2 separate regions of the Homo sapiens genome follow, and region 2 is linked to region 1. A link is a loop called in an ENCODE intact Hi-C map of the cell type or tissue named here. Cell type or tissue: OCI-LY7. All regions are shown on one strand. Links, peaks and the distances in the headings refer to the core of each region. The heading gives the core; the rest is flanking DNA.

The links. A loop is a pair of places that touch in the nucleus more often than their neighbours do. Peaks named below come from ENCODE experiments on the same cell type or tissue, not always from the same donor. Only the 100,000 strongest peaks of a DNase experiment are listed, where the experiment ranks them.
Region 2: a loop joins it to region 1, with 5 times the contacts of the local background. A loop is called at or near these places in 6 of 110 quality-filtered maps.

What each region holds. Positions count from the first base shown.
Region 1 is chr1:112,387,594-112,393,846 of GRCh38, reverse strand. It overlaps a transcript of CTTNBP2NL not described here. Among named protein-coding and RNA genes, the nearest start is that of CTTNBP2NL, 5.5 kb to the left of the region's middle. In OCI-LY7, for the core only: a CTCF peak has its summit at 2,842 (motif pointing left); a DNase peak (open chromatin) is centred at 2,836; H3K4me3 peaks cover 890 bases.
Region 2 is chr1:112,502,872-112,507,871 of GRCh38, reverse strand. It overlaps a transcript of WNT2B not described here. Among named protein-coding and RNA genes, the nearest start is that of WNT2B, 3.6 kb to the left of the region's middle. In OCI-LY7, for the core only: a CTCF peak has its summit at 2,497; a DNase peak (open chromatin) is centred at 1,791; H3K4me3 peaks cover 672 bases; H3K27ac peaks cover 1,302 bases.

The DNA.
Region 1 (6,253 bases), core at 1-5,000:
GGAGCAGTGCTCTGTGACCTACTTCCTTTAGAGCAATGGGCAACTCCCCTGATTTCCTGGCTTCCCTTCTGCGTATTCCTAAATGAGTGTAGAAGGACTCAGCAAAAATGAGAACATCCCTGCCTTGTAGGATTCAGAGTCTTGAGGGTGTTCAGATTGCTTTCCTTTTAATTTTTCACCCCTAGAAGTAGGGAACAGGCAGGGCTTGTGAACCTCGTGTATCTTTCAGATTGTAGCAGTGAGAGAGTTATGGAGGTTTGTGATTCTTCAATACATAAACCTTGTAAATAAATTTAGAGTCTGGTGCATAGGTGTACGCAGAGGTAAAAAATGGTTCATAACAATATCTTAGATTTGTATAACAAAATATAACATTTTAATGTCTATCATTTTATCAACTGGACAGTAAAATATTTATTAAATGCCTATTGTGTCAGGCAACAACTTAAAGTGCTTAAAAATTATAGATTGTGTCAATTTTTTTCCAAATAAGTAAATTTCCATAAATGTTTATTGCTGGTTTGGGGAGGCAGCAATGGAGTAAAAGAGGTCTAGGCTAGAGGTTAAAAAATCTGGAGTCTAGTTCTTATTCTGTCATCAACTATAGTAGTTTCTATCTGGGCAGCTTAAAACAACAGAAATGTGTTCTGTCTCAGTTCTTGAGGCTAGAAGTACAAAATCAGGGTGTTGGACGAGTGCAGTGGCTCACTCCTGTAATCCTAGCACTTTGGGAGGCTGAGGTGGGTGGATCACCTGAGGTCAGGAGTTCTAGACCAGCCTGGCCAACATGGTGAAACCCCGTCTCTACTAACAATACAAAAATTAGCTGGGCATGGTGGCGGGTGCCTGTAATCCCAGCTACTTGGAAGACTGAGGCAGGAGAATCGCTTGAACCCAGGAGATGGAGGTTGCAGTGAGCCGAGATCGCGCCACTGCACTCCACCCTGGGCAACAAAGAGCGAAACTCTGTCTCAAAAAAACAAACAAACAAAAAAAAATCAGGGTGTTGACAAGGTTGGCTCCTTCTGGGGGCTCTGAGAGATGCTCCATCCCATGCCTCTCTCCCCTGGCTTCTGGTGGTTCCCAGTGATCATTGGCGTGTAACTACATCATCCCAATACCTGCCTCCGTCTTCACATGGCCTTCTCTCTATGTCTCAGCGTCTCTGTATGTCCTCTCCTCTTCTTATAAAGGCCCCACTCATGTTGTACTTAGAGCCTACTCTATTCCACCATGACCTCATCTGAACTCATGACATCTGCAAAGACCCTATTTCTAAATAAATTCACAGTCTGAGATGGGTGCACATGAATTTTGGGGGGACATCATTCGACCCGATACACAAACCTACTTGGCAAAGTAACCTTCTCACTTAACTCCATTTAAGTTCATTGATAAAAGGCATGAAAGTAGTGGAATAATTCCTAAAGATCATTTCAGCCTATGATTTAATATAATGATATATGCTAGATACATTAATCAAGCTATCAAATTATGTGCTAAGCATTATGCAATTTTTTATATGACATCTCATTTCACCCTTAAAAGAATTCCACGAGATAGATATTAACAGTCCCCTTTTGCAGGTGAGGAAATTGAGGCACAAAGAGGTCCAAAGTCATGGAATTCATAAGTGATGAACACAGAATATTTACTTAGATCTGATTCCAAAGTGCACTCTCAAAATTACTATGCTCTATCATCTCTCCATCATGCTAAGTGGGTTAGGAAGATGGGGAATGCAACAAATATTTTCAATTTTGATTTATAGAATATTTGGAGCTGAGTAGCAATTTCCTGGAATTATGTGTAAAGTTTGGACTTATTTTATTTATTTATTTATTTATTTATTTATTGAGACAGGGTCTCACTCTGTTGCCCAGACTGGAGTGCAGCGGCCCAATCTCTGCTCACCGCAACCTCTGCCTCCCAGGCTCAAGCTATTCTCCGGTCTCAGCCTCCCAAGTAGCTGGGATTACAGGCGCGCACCACTACTGCCGGCTAATTTTTTATATTTTCAGTAGAGGCAGGGTTTCACTATGTTGGCCAGGCTGGTCTCGAAATCCTGACCTCAAATGACCCACTTGCCTCGGCCTCCCAAAGTGTTGGGATTACAGGAGCCACCGCGCCCGGCCTGGACTGATTTTAAAACAAGGGAAAGCAAGAGAAGCGGGAATAGTGGGTGGCAATGAAGGCTTAGTAGCTAGGAGGAGAGCTATGGGCACTTACCTGAACTTGTTTCCTCATTTGTTAAATGAGATAATAGCTCCTGTCTACAAGACCAGGTGGTTGTCAGTATCCAAGCGATCTGATGTACATGGAAGTATTAGCTACCTGGGAGATCTTGCTCAATCCTCTTCTCTGAGTCCTAGGCTCCAACTAAACATCTGGGACTCCATAAGGCTCCTTCTAGCTGTGGCCCACTGGACTGGGACTTATTAAGATGCTGAGTGCTGAGTGAGCTAGATGTAGAAGTTGAAATGAATGGGAAAAGTGATGAAAAGAAATGCTTTCTTTCTTCTGGCTTGTCTTCACTATCTCCTTTTCCTCACGCTTCCCGACCCCACCCCTTCTCCCCGGGGTTGATGAGGAGGTCAAAGTCTGAAAGCCAGAGAGGGCTCTCCAAGCCCCGGACCAGGCTGAAGCCGAAGGCAAGGTGTGCCCTCCACTGCCCCCTGCATTTCTGCATTTTCTCCCATCATTTGTTCCCACAAAGGATTTGCTGGGCAGTCCTTAAACGTTCTCTTCTTGCTTGGATCTGCCCTATCTGGGGAGACTCGGGCACCAGGAAACGAGATTTCTGGGTGTGGCCCTAAAGTGTTCCCGAGCTTATTGTGCCCCCTAGTGTCGAATAGTGAATCCTGCAGCCGTCGGCTTCCTTTCTGACCGTCCCTCTGATGCCTCCCGCCCAACACAGTTTTTCCTTTTAAGGGTGTGGGCTGACAGCACAGCAGGTGGGGACTCCAAGGACTGGCAGCTCAAAAATCCACCTCAGGGACAGACAGATTCTTTGGTGTTTGGCAAAATGTAGGGGCCAGCTTGGCCATGATGGAAGCTTTAAACTCTTTTTTTTTTTTTTTTTTTTTTGAGACGGAATCTCGCTCTGTTGCTGGAGTGCAATGGCGCCGGTCTCGGCTCACTGTAACCTCTGCTTCAAGCGATTCTCGGGTTCAAGCGATTCTCCTGCCTCAGCCTCCTGAGTAGCTGGGATTACAGGCGCCTGCCACCACTCCCGGCTAATTTATTTTTGTATTTTTAGTAGAGACAAGGTTTCACCATGTTGGCCAGGCTAGTCTCGAACTCCTGACCTGAAGTGATCTGCCCACCTCGTCCTCCCAAAGCGTTGGGATTACAGGCGTGAGCCACCGCGCCCAGCCGGAAGCTTTAAACTCTTATCCTAGATTGCATTAGGGGAAGTCCAGAAGTGAGAGGGATAGAAATCTAACATTGGGTGCCTACCAGGTACATATGTGACATAAACAATCCTTGTAACCTTTGCATATATAATTATTGCTACAATCCTGAGAGGTAATTTTTATTACTTCTAGTTTTTCAGAAGAGAAAGCAAGTTCAGAGAGGTTAAGTGTCTTCCCCAAGGTCACATAATAACAATAACAATATGATAGCAACATTAGCCAATTAATTAGTGCCTACTCCACACCAGGCATATGATTTCTTTTAATCCCCACAGCAACACTTTAAAGTGGTGATCATAATCTTCATTTTAGTGATGAGGTAACTGAGATTTTAGTGTAAGAAAGGAATAACTGAGAAGCTGCCTGAGGTCACACAGCGAGGTCCTCCCGTTTCCAGTCCCACACTGTTTCTATTCCGCCATGGCCTCATGGAGGTGGTGGGTGGTAGAGGTGGGACTCGGGCCCAGGCCTGTGTGACTCAATGTTCTTTCCATTACTGCTGCTGCTCGGCAGTTCTTCCTGAGGACCAGGAAACCATTGTCATGTGGTCTTTTGGAGTTCTCAACCTGAGATGATGGCAATGAAAACACCAAGGCAGAAGTCCAAAGGATCCTGGGGACAATTTGCTCAGGGAAGCACATGACCAGAGCAGCACTATGGGAACTGCACAACAATATTGCTGTCAGGGGCCCCGGGGAGGGCCTTCAGAGGAGCTGAGTCCTGTCTCCCTCCAGTAATTCTGTGTGGAACTCACATGTTCCCCTGAAGCTGATGGGCCAGGACGGGAAATGCAAAGCTCAAAGAGACCTAAAAGGAAAGGTAGATGGAAAATTCCTGGAAGTAGATGAGAGAGAAAATTCCAGATAGAAAATTACCAGAAATAAGCAGGGCACGGTGGAGTGTGCTTGTAGTCCCAGCTACCTGAGAGGCTGGGACAGGAGGATTGTTTGAGTCCAGGAGTCCAAGACCAGTCTGGGTAACATAGTGAGACTCCTTCTCAAAAAAAAAAATTACTGGAAATATATAAGCTATACCACAGAGTTCCCAAATCATTCAACAAAGTTCCCCTCACACCCAAAATATAGATTAGTCATAGGTCCCTGGAATAATGCTTTATGTCCCTTTGGGTGAGTCACAAATTTTCTTTTTCACTTTTCTCTATTAAATTATTGATTACATTTTATTAAATTATTAAAATTATTAAATAATTATTAAATGTGTTACCATCACATATGCCAGGTGGTAAGTTGGCAAACTGGTTGACGTTATGTTTGTTATTTTGAGGTGTAAATTTCACATAAATAGTCTGGTGGGAAAAGATATCAGTTGGGAACTATTTTTTAAAAACTAATTTGTAAGTTACCTTATTTCATTAAAGAGTAACTCCTTCCCTCTCTTCCCACCCCTCCCCTTACTGCCTCTCTTCCTCTGTCCCAGGTCCCTTCCTCTCCAAAAGTCTGGAGCCAGATTCCTTTTCTGTCCTTGTTGGCTGTTAAGACAAAGCTCTGAGTAGCCTTGCCAGAAGGGCTGAAGCTGACCCAAAGGCTGGTCCTCTTTCTTTTTCCCCTCTATTTCCCCTTCTTTCCCACATATAACCTCACATTAAGCAGAAAATAATTTCTGTGCTAGGGCCAGAGACAGAGCTTCAGCTTGGCTAGGCTGCCTTACAGTTTCAATTTGATGAAAGCCAATTACACATTTCCTCTGGTCTGTTATTTCAGCTGAAGCACCACACAGTTGGCTGAATGGGTCCTTGTTGCACACAAAAGGGAGAAATATTTGTAGGGAAACTAATGACCCGGTTATGGCTGCACCGTCATTTCTAGGCAATTTCCTGGTAAATGGCCCTTTGGAACAGTCTGGTGCTGGATGCTTCTGTGCCCTCATTTCCTGCTTCATGCTCCTGCTGGGCTCCTGCAGGACCAGTCTGCCCTGAACAAAGTGACCAGGTGACCCGCTTTCTTGGGAGGAGTTTATACATTTCCCATCCCCTTTTCTTTCTTCCACTTGCCTTTTTCTTGTCCTCCTTTTATTCCTAAAAATAATCATTGAATGCCTGTTAACATTGCAGTGATAACTAACACAGGCTTTGGACCTCAGGGCACTCAGTCTTGAAAGGAGGTAGACTTGCGTAACTCATGGACCCAGGTACTCCTGCTTTCTGCAGCCATGCTTTCCAAATAAAATAACTCAAATCCCTATCTTACATCATCATCGGGACTCCAGATGTAAGGGACAGAAATCGTTATCCAAAATGGCAAAAGGATTTTTATTGGCGCATACAATAGGAAAGTCCAGGAATAGTCTGACCTCAGATGAGGCTTGATCAGTTTTCTCAAAAATGTTACCAGGACCACCAGGTTTCGTTTCTTTTCTTTTTTCCTTCCTTCCTTCCTTCCTTCCTTCCTTCCTTCCTTCCTTCCTTCCTTCCTCCCTCCCTCCCTTCCTTCCTTTCTTTCTCTTTCTTTCTCTCCCTTCCTTCCTTTCTCTCTCTCTTTCTTTTTCTTCTTTCCTTCTTCTTTCTTTCCTTCTTCTCCTTCCTTCCCTCCCTTCCTTCCTTCCTTCCTTCCTTCCTTCCTTCCTTCCTCTCTCTCTGTCTTTCTTTCTGGTCTTGCTCTGTCACTCAGGCTGGAGTGACAGAGCAAGTGGTGTGATCATAGCTCACTGCAGCCTCCAACTCCTGGGCTCAAGCAATCCTCCTGCCTCAGCCTCCCAGGTAGTGAGCCACCAGGCCTGGCTGATTTTTGAATTTTTTGTAGTTTTACTATGTTGCCCAGTTGGTCTCGAACTCCTGGCCTGAAGTGCTTCTTCCACCTCCACTTCCCAAAGTGCTGGGA
Region 2 (5,000 bases), core at 1-5,000, 110 kb before region 1:
TAAAATCCTGGGCTTAACTTCGAGAGTTCAGAGTTCACCTGGGATCTGGCTCCAGTCGCTTCTTCAGCCTCAGTTTCTCCCACCTCGCAGGTGTCTTTCCTGCCTCCTCATATGATTTTAAAGTCCTGGGGTAAACAACTTACTAGTAACTGCCGATGCCCCCAACTCCAAATTCACTGTCAGTCTTTGGTTGGGGGTGGGGGGCGGTGGTGGCGTTAGAGGTGCCTCCCGAGTGTAAGCAGATGGGGTGCAGCTGGCTGCAGACATCTCAGAGACAGAGATAGTGGAGAAGGTTTCAGAGGAACCTTTAACCTCTCTCCCCACCGCCTCCGGGTCCTAGCGCCCCTCACTCCGCAGCCCCAACTTCTGTGGGCGGGCAGAGTGGGAAGGGGCTGCAAGCACTTCCCTCCTGTCCCCAACCTACAGTGACACTCCTTTACCCCCACTTTCTGTGGTAAGGTGATGAGTGCATTCATTAATTCAACAAATACTTATTTCCTACCACATGCCAGGACTGTGCTAGGCACTAGGGACCCATTGGTGAACAGTCTATGCCCTCATGGAGTTTGCCTTCTATTGCAGGAGGATAGACCATAAACAATAAACATCAGAAGTAAAACAGAGTATGTTAAAAAGTAGTAAGTGCAGTGGTAAAGAGAGCACAGTCAAGGGGATGGTTACAGTTGCAACTAGGATGATCAGGGTAGGCCTCATTAAGGTGACATGCAAGCAGAGATTTGAAGGAGGCAAGGAATCAAGCCAGGCAGCTTCCTGGTGAAGAGCATCCTAAGCCGAGGGCAGAGCCCGTACAGGGACCCAAAGGCAGGAGTGGGCTGGTGTACGAGGGTTATCGAGAAGGCCATCCAGCTGGAGCGGAGTGCGTGGAGGAAGAGAATTCAGATGAGTCCCTGAGGTGCTCCAAGTCATGAATGGGAGGCAGTGCTCCCCACTTGGGTGGAAAGTGGGGGCTGGGCTGGAGTTGGATGGGAGTTGGAGAGGACTGAATACAGACACTTCTCAGGGCCGACTTCCTGGCACAGAAACTGGGACCATATCCTTTGTGGCCAACAGGCTAACTTATTTTCTTCCCCTTCTCTCCCTTTCTTTTTGTCGGGTGGGCTCCAGTTGGCCTGGCTATTTCCTTAGAAAGGCACAGACTCTGTGCTTAGTTTTCCTGAGAGGGGCAGGTGGGAGAGGAATGAGCCCAGGCTCCTTCTTGGCTGGGCCTCTTTCCTTGGACCACTCTTTTACCTCCTCCCAACCCAGCCCCATCCCTACACAGGGCAGTCTTGGAGCTCCAGCAGCCTCTCCCAGACTCCCCTGTGTGTTTAGACCTGGGTGTGACTCTGGCCCTGTGTTTATTTCTACACAGGGCCTGGGGTTGGTGGAAAGCGCAGGGAGGGGGAAAGTTGGCTGAAGATGATCACATCAGCCCTAACCTAGAGTGGACTCGCCCACATGGGCCCCCAAATCACTTCTGAGGCCCCTTCTTTGGCCTGAGCTGTCTTTACAGTCAAGTGGGACTGTGTCTTGGCACAACACAGATGCTCAAGTATTAAAGCATGTTTTTGAGGCCCAGGCTTGGTGGCTTACGCCTGTAATCCCAGCACATTGGGAGGCCGAGTTGGGAGGATGGCTTGAGCACAGGAGTTAGAGACTAGCCTGGTCAATACGGTGAGACCCAAAAAATTTTTTAAATTAGCCAGGTGTGGTCATGCACACCTGTGGTCCCAGCTACTTGAGAGGCTGAGGCAACAGGATTGTTTACGCCCAGGAAGTCAAGGCTGCAGTGAGGCATGAATGCACCACTGCACCCAGCCTGGGCAACAGAGTGAGACCCTGTCTCAAAATAAATAAATAGAAATAAAAAAAATTTTAAAGCATGTTTCTGAGCTGAAGGGAGGGGTGAGGGGGGTACAGCCAGAAACATCAGCAGCTCTGAGAGGGAAGGAAGTGGGTGAGGGGACTAGACTTCTCTCTAAGGTTTACAAGTCACCTCTGCCCCCAGAGTGGACAACCTAGGATGAGGCTTGGCTCCTTCTGCTTCTTTGTCCCCTCTCCTCTGAGTCCCCAGTTCCCCGGGAGGAATCCCAGGCTGCAGGAGCCAGCTGACTGCAAGAGCTGCACTCAACCACTTAACTAGAGAACAAATATGGAGCCAGAGAAGAGGTTTTCTGGGATCTGCCTCTTTGGAGCTTCAAATCTCAAAATAAACTTCCAGTCTCAAGGTCCTAGACACTACTGGAGAGCTCAGCTCCTCACGCAAAGGCTTGTTGTGGGGCTGCCAGGCAGAGGGTCAAGGCCAGAGGCTCAAGCTAGCTCCTGACCTGCATCTTCATTTTATTCCACACTCTCACTCTCAGTTCTGGGAGCCAGAGGGAGGAGTCACTGATCTCAGAGTTAAGTTCTGGTCTGTAGAACCCTGCATGGAGTCAAGTCAGCACTTACTGAGCACCTGCTGTGTGCCCAACACTGGCCAGGGTATCCTAAATAACAAGGAGCAAAAGGCATTACTCCCAAGGCATTTTCATGGAAATATAATAAAACCGTCTGTGGGTGGCACACTAGGCTCTGCTGAAGTTCAAGGGTGCATGCTGCAGACATAGTGAACAGTATCAGTAGAGACCTGAGGAAGAATCCCAGGTCCCCTGAAAGCTGCCAGATTACCTGGGGCCTCCAGCAGGACAGCTTCCACCCAGCCAGCAGAGTCAGGTCCACCCTCTTCCCCATAGTGGCACTAGAGCCTCCTCCTGTCCTCTCAAAAGTGGGTGCCCAAAGAAGAAGGGTCCACTGTCACCCTTGATGTCACCTTATGCTCTGCTCTCTGGTGGGACAGAGTTAAGATTTCTTTTCACTCTGTTCTCAGCTATGCGTGGCTGAATGATTTTGAATTTTTGCTGGCCCTTGGATGGGAGGGGAGATGAGCTAAGGGGAGCTGGGGTGTGGGTAAACAGCTCTTACCCCACCCTGCTCTATCCTCCAGAAGGCTCCCCTTCCCTGGGCCCCTTTGGCGATGACCTTCTCTTTTTCCCGGTGGGTGGGAGGTGGTGTGGATGGTAATGAGCAGAGAGAAAGGCCAAGAAGGGGCTGGGGGGAGGTTTGGATGGGAGTCAAGGAATTCCTGAGCCTGCTGCTTGCACAAGGGGCCCTGAGACGCCTTTCCTGAGATTTCTTTGCAAACCGAGGCAGGTCTTATTTGAAATAGGGCCAGGTTCACACAGGTAACTAATGCCTCACCTCTTGCCCTGCCACCCCATGCAGGTGTCTGGGGAAGTAAAGGAAGCTTGGGAAGAACCCAGGAGCTGTTAAGGGGGGAAAAGAGTGGGGATCCACGCTTTGTACACAGCCTGGCCGGCCTCTCCTTGGTATTTATGAGCTCTTAGGCGAGGCGTGGAACGTGTCTCAAAGAGGCCAGACCAAAAGGGCTTTGGAGGGAAGGAGCATCCAGCTCCAAACCAGGAAAGGGGGCTTGATGGAGGAGAACCCCTTTCCTCCCAGCTAGTGGCTAAACAGGGGCACAAACTGCTCCCCTGAGGACTAGGAAGAAAGGAAGAGAGGGATGTAAAGGAGAAGGGGAAGGAGGAGAGGAGGCGTGGGGAGGTGAGACGATGGGGGCAGGGAATGGGGGTGTCTGGAGCCTTTTGGCACTTTGGCTGTAATCAGACTGGAGCCAGGCAGTGGGCGGGCTGACGGCCATTCCGGGCGGGTGGCCCAGGTTCTGTGTGAGGCCAGTGGGTGTGCTGCTGGGATCCTGGGTGGTCAACTGACCAGCCTCTCCCCAAGGGAGGGTTCCCAGTCTGCCTGTATCACACAGGCTAAGCACTAAGCCCTCTTTCTCTCCCTACCACCTGTTCTGGGCCCTAGAATGATCTGGAAGTGAGAGTTGTTTCCAATGGACAAATATCTGCAGAGGGCATGGCCTGCCTCCCTCCCACTCTGCCTTCCTCAGTTCACGCTGCCTCTTGTTCTCATACTCTCCCCATGTCTCTTCTCTGAGTCTCCATCTCCCTGGGTCTCTCTCTGGCTCTTGTTTCTGTCATTCTCTGTCTATTTGCATCTGTCTCTTGTGTTTATCTCCCTGTCTTCATTTGTCTCTCTATGTGTCTAAGTTGGCCTGCCTCCCCCTCCCTGTCTGAATGTCTCTGTCCTTCTCTTTCTGAATCCCTGTCTCTTGCCTGTCTCCCTGTCAGATTGTGTCACTCCCTGTCTCTCCGTGTGTATCTCTCTGTATGAATCTGTATGACCGTTTGTCTTGCTCTTTCTTCACTCTCTCCATCTGTCTCTCCATGTTGTTTCTGACTCTCTGTGGCTTTCTCCGTCTCTCTGTGCATGTGGGTGTGTGCGCACCTCTATTTTCCTTGGTGTGTATGTTTGCTTCTGTCTTCGTCTCTCTCTTTCTCTTGCCCTCTCTCTGTCTCATACCTCTCCCTTGCAGCTCCTGCAACACAGTGCAGGGAGCACTGGACCAGTAAAAAGTCAGAAAACCTGAGGGTTTTTTCCCCCAACTCAGCCATGCACTATTGGCATGACTCTGTAAATCACTTTCCCACTTCAGGCCTCAGTTTCCCCACTGGTGAAACAAGTAGGGTAGAGATCTAGTTCCTTCTGTGGGACCGACCGTCTTTCTGCTTCCTAAATCTGACCCTGAAGTCAGGACTGCAGTATCCCAGGGACTCCAGTGGAGTGGGGTCTCTGGTACTGTTAGCCAGCAGGCCCCCAAAGAAAGACTCCTCACTCCTTCACATCCTTACATATCAGGGTGGACAAGGTCCCTTTCTGGGGCCATGTCTGGGATACAAACCAGATTAGCTCATCTCTCTAATCCTCTTTGTGCTGGGGCCTCTGCCAGGCAGGGACACCCACAGCGCAGAGCAATGGTGTGTGTGTGAGTGTGTGTGCAGATTCTTGGAGAAGGCAGGACACTCAAAGTTCTCCTCCCTTTGTCACTCCCTCCTGCCTGAAAAGCTCAAATCAGCAGCCCTCACTGTGTAAGAAACATC